Linked DNA regions of Homo sapiens: region 2 is linked to region 1. Evidence: chromatin contacts called from ENCODE Hi-C or POLR2A ChIA-PET data. All regions are on one chromosome and are shown on one strand. Each heading gives the region's core, a stretch centred on a gene start or an enhancer-like site at or near the end of the contact. The rest is flanking DNA. Distances are from core to core; before and after follow the strand shown.

Region 1 (2,719 bases), core at 141-2,640:
TTGGCAGAGATAATCGTGTCTTAAAAGTTGTTTTTAAATGACAATAAAACAAGCCAGAATGTCTTTTGTGCTGGAGTGTCTGCTGGCATTTGCCCCGTGCATGTATAGCTTGGTCTTGATTTGATTGGCACCCCTACTTGTAACCGCAGAACATCCCCCTTTCCCTTCCTGTTCTGCCCCCACTTTTGTCTAGAGCAGAAGGGACTTGGCTTTGGCCACTACCCATCCTTCCTGCTGCCACTGGAGGTGGGAGCCAGGCACTGATCTGTCTATGCAGAACCATCCCCCGTAGGATGAGGCCTGTCCTTACTCATTTCTCAAGAAACAAGATGCTTCCAAAAGGTCTGTCATCCTCCAGTTGAAGTCTGTGTGCCTACCAAGAATGGCCGGAGGACTCGCTGCTTGACGGGAGGGATGCTCCAGCTTGGTCTCCAGGGACAACTGTACCTGGAGATAAAGTCTGGATACCAGGGAGGGACAGAGATGCTCTTCCTTCCACAGTGTGGCCACTTGCTGGGCCATGTGAACCAGCAGAGGAGAGTTCCTTGGCTATGCTGTTGTTCCCCCGCTGTCCAGGGAGAATGGAGGTGGACTGAGGAGTGAAGTTTGGGCGAACTGCACAGAGCTGCTCCTCTTCACCCCGAAAATTTGTCTTTTTACAGAATCCAGGTTCTCCCCTCCCTCATCACTGCTGTTGCTTCCTTTGAAAGTCTAAACCACTGGAGGCTTCTTTTTCCTTCCTCTCTCCTTCCCCAGTTTCCTCTGTCCCAATTAAAACCAGGATGGAGAGCATTTGCTGGCTGGCCCCAATTATTGTACCCTTGCCCAAAGGGAGGGGCCTCTGTCGTGACCCCTCAGAAATCTGGCAGTCTGGGTTTCCACCTTTCCCCTATTTAACTCTCAGCCCCCACCCATCCCCTGGGGTTGCGGCTGGCAGGCCGGGACTTGCAGAACCAAATGGGCCAGGGGCCAAGTTCATTCTTTTGGGAGAGAGCAATGGTACCTTCCCTTAACGGGAAAACGAGAAATATTGAGGGGAAGATGGACTGCGATCCAAACGCCCTGGCTCTCAGGCCTGGACTCTAGGGCTTAGCCAGATGCCTAAACCGCCCAAGCCGAGAAACAACTTAGAAGACAGACATAACCCTGGGATTCAGGGAAGGCGCGAGCACCGCCCAGGACCTGGTAGGGTGCGAGCCGCGAGCAGTCCGGGAGGGAGCGCGCCTAGGGCGGAGCGTAGGCTGTGGGGGGAGGGCTGGGAGTCCGGGGCCGCCCCACACCCGCACTCCTCCCGGGTTTCTGCTCTCCGCCCGTGTGGAGTGGTGGGGGCCTGGGTGGGAATGGGCGTGTGCCAGCGCACGCGCGCTCCCTGGAAGGAGAAGTCTCAGCTAGAACGAGCGGCCCTAGGTTTTCGGAAGGGAGGATCAGGGATGTTTGCGAGCGGCTGGAACCAGACGGTGCCGATAGAGGAAGCGGGCTCCATGGCTGCCCTCCTGCTGCTGCCCCTGCTGCTGTTGCTACCGCTGCTGCTGCTGAAGCTACACCTCTGGCCGCAGTTGCGCTGGCTTCCGGCGGACTTGGCCTTTGCGGTGCGAGCTCTGTGCTGCAAAAGGGCTCTTCGAGCTCGCGCCCTGGCCGCGGCTGCCGCCGACCCGGAAGGTCCCGAGGGGGGCTGCAGCCTGGCCTGGCGCCTCGCGGAACTGGCCCAGCAGCGCGCCGCGCACACCTTTCTCATTCACGGCTCGCGGCGCTTTAGCTACTCAGAGGCGGAGCGCGAGAGTAACAGGGCTGCACGCGCCTTCCTACGTGCGCTAGGCTGGGACTGGGGACCCGACGGCGGCGACAGCGGCGAGGGGAGCGCTGGAGAAGGCGAGCGGGCAGCGCCGGGAGCCGGAGATGCAGCGGCCGGAAGCGGCGCGGAGTTTGCCGGAGGGGACGGTGCCGCCAGAGGTGGAGGAGCCGCCGCCCCTCTGTCACCTGGAGCAACTGTGGCGCTGCTCCTCCCCGCTGGCCCAGAGTTTCTGTGGCTCTGGTTCGGGCTGGCCAAGGCCGGCCTGCGCACTGCCTTTGTGCCCACCGCCCTGCGCCGGGGCCCCCTGCTGCACTGCCTCCGCAGCTGCGGCGCGCGCGCGCTGGTGCTGGCGCCAGGTAAGGCTGGAGCTCCGAACTGACTAAGGCGGGGCCAGCCACAGAAGGGGGCGTGTCGGAGACCACAGAAAGGCTTGGTCTCATCCCTGGGCCTGGGAAGAAGCCGACTATCCCTTGGGGTTCGAAAGTGGGTGGAGATAGGAGTCTCCGGGTTTGAGAAGGGATGAGGCTGAATCTTTGGTGCCCCAAGGATCCCCAAGGAGTCGAGTTCCAGGCCTCAGACCCAAGATGGAATGTCCATACCCTTCACCCTCATCCAAGAGCAGTGTGGGCTGGGATAGGGAGGGGACATGGGTCATAGGCTCTTCTAGGTAGAGCCAGGGCCCCGGCGTTGTGCTTTCCCACCCTTCTAGAGTTTCTGGAGTCCCTGGAGCCGGACCTGCCCGCCCTGAGAGCCATGGGGCTCCACCTGTGGGCTGCAGGCCCAGGAACCCACCCTGCTGGAATTAGCGATTTGCTGGCTGAAGTGTCCGCTGAAGTGGATGGGCCAGTGCCAGGATACCTCTCTTCCCCCCAGAGCATAACAGACACGTGCCTGTACATCTTCACCTCTGGCACCACGGGTGAGGGC
Region 2 (2,719 bases), core at 57-2,556, 180 kb before region 1:
CACTGCACTCCAGCCTGAGCCATAGAGAGAGACTCTGTCTCAAAAAAACTTTTGCCAGGTGCAGTGGCTCACACCTGTAATCCCAGCACTTTGGGAGGCTGAAGCAGGAGGATCGTTTGAACCAGGGAGTTTGAAGCTGCGGTGAGCTAGGATCATGCCACTGCACTGCAGCCTGGGTGACAGAGTGAGACCTTGTCTCTAAAAAAAAAGAAAAGAAAGAAATCCACTTTTGTGTGTGTGTGTGTTTGTGTGTGTGTGTGTGTGTGTGTGTGTGTGTAGTCTCACTGTGTTTTTCAGGCTGGTCTGGAACTCCTGGGCTCAAACAAACCTCCCTCCTCAGCCTCCCAAAGTGCTGGGATGGGAGCTCACAAGTGTGAGCCACCATGCCGAGCGAAAAACAACACTTTTAACACTGGACAAAGAAAGTATGTTTAGTTTTTCAAAAGGGACTTTACTAGGAATCTAAATGTAAAATAAAACCAAATTTACAGAAAATACAAAAGTTGACACAGATAGTTTCAGGTTTCTTACCCTATGTGACAAAATGAGCTAGGCTCTCACCCTAAAGAATGATAGATCTGAGGCCAGGTGCGGTAGCTCACACCTATAATCCCAGCACTTCGGGAGGCCAAGGTGGGAAGATCACTTGAGCCCAGGAGTTCAAGACCAGCCTGGCCAACATAAAGAGACATCATCTCTACAGAAAACTTTTGAAAATTAGCCAGGCATGGTGACCCTGCACCTGTAGTCCTAGCCATTCAGGAGGCTGAGGTAGGAGGATTGCTTGAACTGGGGAGGTCGAGGCTGCAGTGAGCCGTAATCACACCCCTACTCCAGCCTGGGCAACAGAGCAAGACTCTGTCTCAAAAATAAAAAACAATGACAGGTCTGCTATAGATGGGTTTGACAGGCACAACTTATTGGGCACCCACCACTTCAGTCCCAAGAGGGTCAGACACTGGGCCAGGCCAGCGCTGGACCCCAGACGGAGGAAAGGCCTTCTCTGCTCCACTGTGAGGCCCCACAGAGACCTGCTTCTGGTTCTTCTCTCTCCTGATATGCTCAGGGAGGCACCTGGTTCACAGCTCCTGGGTAAGGGAGGCATGCCCTTCTCTTGCCCCAGCAGTCCTGAGGGAGGCCACAGGCTGAGCCCACTGACCCTCCAGTGGCTGCTTTTTCTCCTTTGGGATCTCTGTGGCTCCAGGCTCTGAAGCCAAAGCTCTGCCTGCTGTTACAGTCCTCTGACCTCCTCTGAAGTTCGGCTTCCTCCCCAGAGCCCTTAAACCCCCTAGCAACAGGCTTCTAATTAGCATCACACACATACTCATTTCCTGCCAGCTGTCCTACAGTCTTGGTAGGGTGGAAGGGCTGGTTTCATCCAAGTACTGCGGGCAGTGAGGGGAGCAAAGCCCATCTTCTCTCAAGAAAGCAGAAGTGGTCCTGGGGACAGAGATGGGGCTGGCCCAAACAGCCTGCAGCTGTTCCCTCACCCCTCCTAAGAGAGTCTCTCTCTTGTCTCTGATGCAGAGATAATATTGCCCTCTCTCACCAGTTTCCAACTCCTTTTATTTATTTATTATTTATTTATTTATTTATTTTGAGACAGAGTCTCGCTCTGTCACCCAGGCTGGAGTGCAGTGGTGCAATCTTGGTTCACTGCAACCTCCAACTCCCAGGTTCAAGCGATTCTCCTGTCTTGGCCTCCTGAGTAGCTAGGACTACAGGTGTGCACCACCACGCCCAGCTAATTTTTTGTATTTTTATTAGAGACGGGGTTTCAACATCTTGGCCAGACTGATCTTGAACTCCTGACAATCTGCCTGCAATCTGCCTGCGTCGGCCTCCCAAAGTGCTGGAATTACAGGCGTGAGCAACCACATCTGGCCCCTTCTCCCTTTGGAAGGAAAGATGGGAATGCTGAGTGGGGTGAGAGGGAACAGGCACAGTATTGAGGACTGGAAAATGAGAGAGGAGGCAGGAAGGGCAGCTCTATCCTGAATTGCCTCCAGGATTTTCCAGGAGATCCCCCATCCCCTGGGCTTCGAGGAGCCACCTCCTTCACCACCACAAGGCCTTGGCACCATCATCTTTGCTCTGTCTTCTAGAAGGCTCTTTGCCTTTTTCCTCCTCACCCCCTCCAGGCCTGCCCCTCTCCTGCCTTCTGTTCCAGCCCAGCTCATGCCTCCTCTAGGAAGCCTTCCTAGGTAGCACCTACTCTGCATTGCTGGTGACCCTGCTGTTCCCTAAAGCAGTAGTCTGTCTTCACAAGGTTTGTTTCTGTGCTCCCTAAAGGAATTGTTCTTTTCTTGAGCCCTAAAGGAATTTCGTAAACTATGTACTGGCTTGCACATTTTTCAGGTTGACAGCTAAGATTTTTCATCATGCTTAAATCATTGCCAAGTGTGCAGTTTCTGAAGTGTTTTACATATTGCAACGTTTTAGAATATAACTGCTAAGATTCTGTTCTAAATATATGTTCAATTAAATCTAAATATCAGGCCGGACGCGGTGGCTCACACCTGTAATCCCAGCACTTTGCGAGGCCGAGGTGGGCAGATCACGAGGTCAGGAGATCGAGACCATCCTGGCTAATACGGTGAAACCCCATCTCTACTAAAAATACAAAAAATTAGCTGGGTGTGGTGGCGGATGCCTGTAATCCCAGCTACTTGGGAGGCTGGGGCAGAGAACTGCTTGAACCCAGGAGGCGGAGGATGCA

What was found. Hi-C counts contacts between places; a loop is a spot of excess contacts on that map. ChIA-PET counts read pairs that join two places held with the same protein, here RNA polymerase II (POLR2A). Pooled maps may share reads with other maps.
Region 2: a loop to region 1 is called in a pooled map, with 2.3 times the contacts of the local background. The contact joins the enhancer-like site here to the promoter of SLC27A3 in region 1. A Hi-C loop is called at or near these places in 4 of 50 pooled maps. POLR2A ChIA-PET finds 5 or more read pairs at or near these places in 3 of 52 experiments (B cell, H1 and activated B cell).

What each region holds. Positions count from the first base shown.
Region 1 is chr1:153,774,017-153,776,735 of GRCh38, forward strand. It overlaps SLC27A3 (solute carrier family 27 member 3), which reads left to right and starts at 1,391. Exons shown (of 10, transcript NM_024330.4): 1 at 1,391-2,148; 2 at 2,502-2,711. The coding sequence starts at 1,482. It overlaps INTS3 (integrator complex subunit 3), which reads left to right. Exons shown (of 30, transcript NM_023015.5): 30 at 1-792. RefSeq lists an enhancer at 1,792-2,458 and a silencer at 1,827-2,018.
Region 2 is chr1:153,597,690-153,600,408 of GRCh38, forward strand. No RefSeq gene overlaps it. Among named protein-coding and RNA genes, the nearest start is that of S100A16, 14 kb to the right of the region's middle. Within about 2 kb of position 1,307, at least 8 of the 41 ENCODE cell types and tissues checked have a DNase peak (open chromatin) inside an H3K27ac peak, as active enhancers do; they include B cell, where a contact is called at or near this core.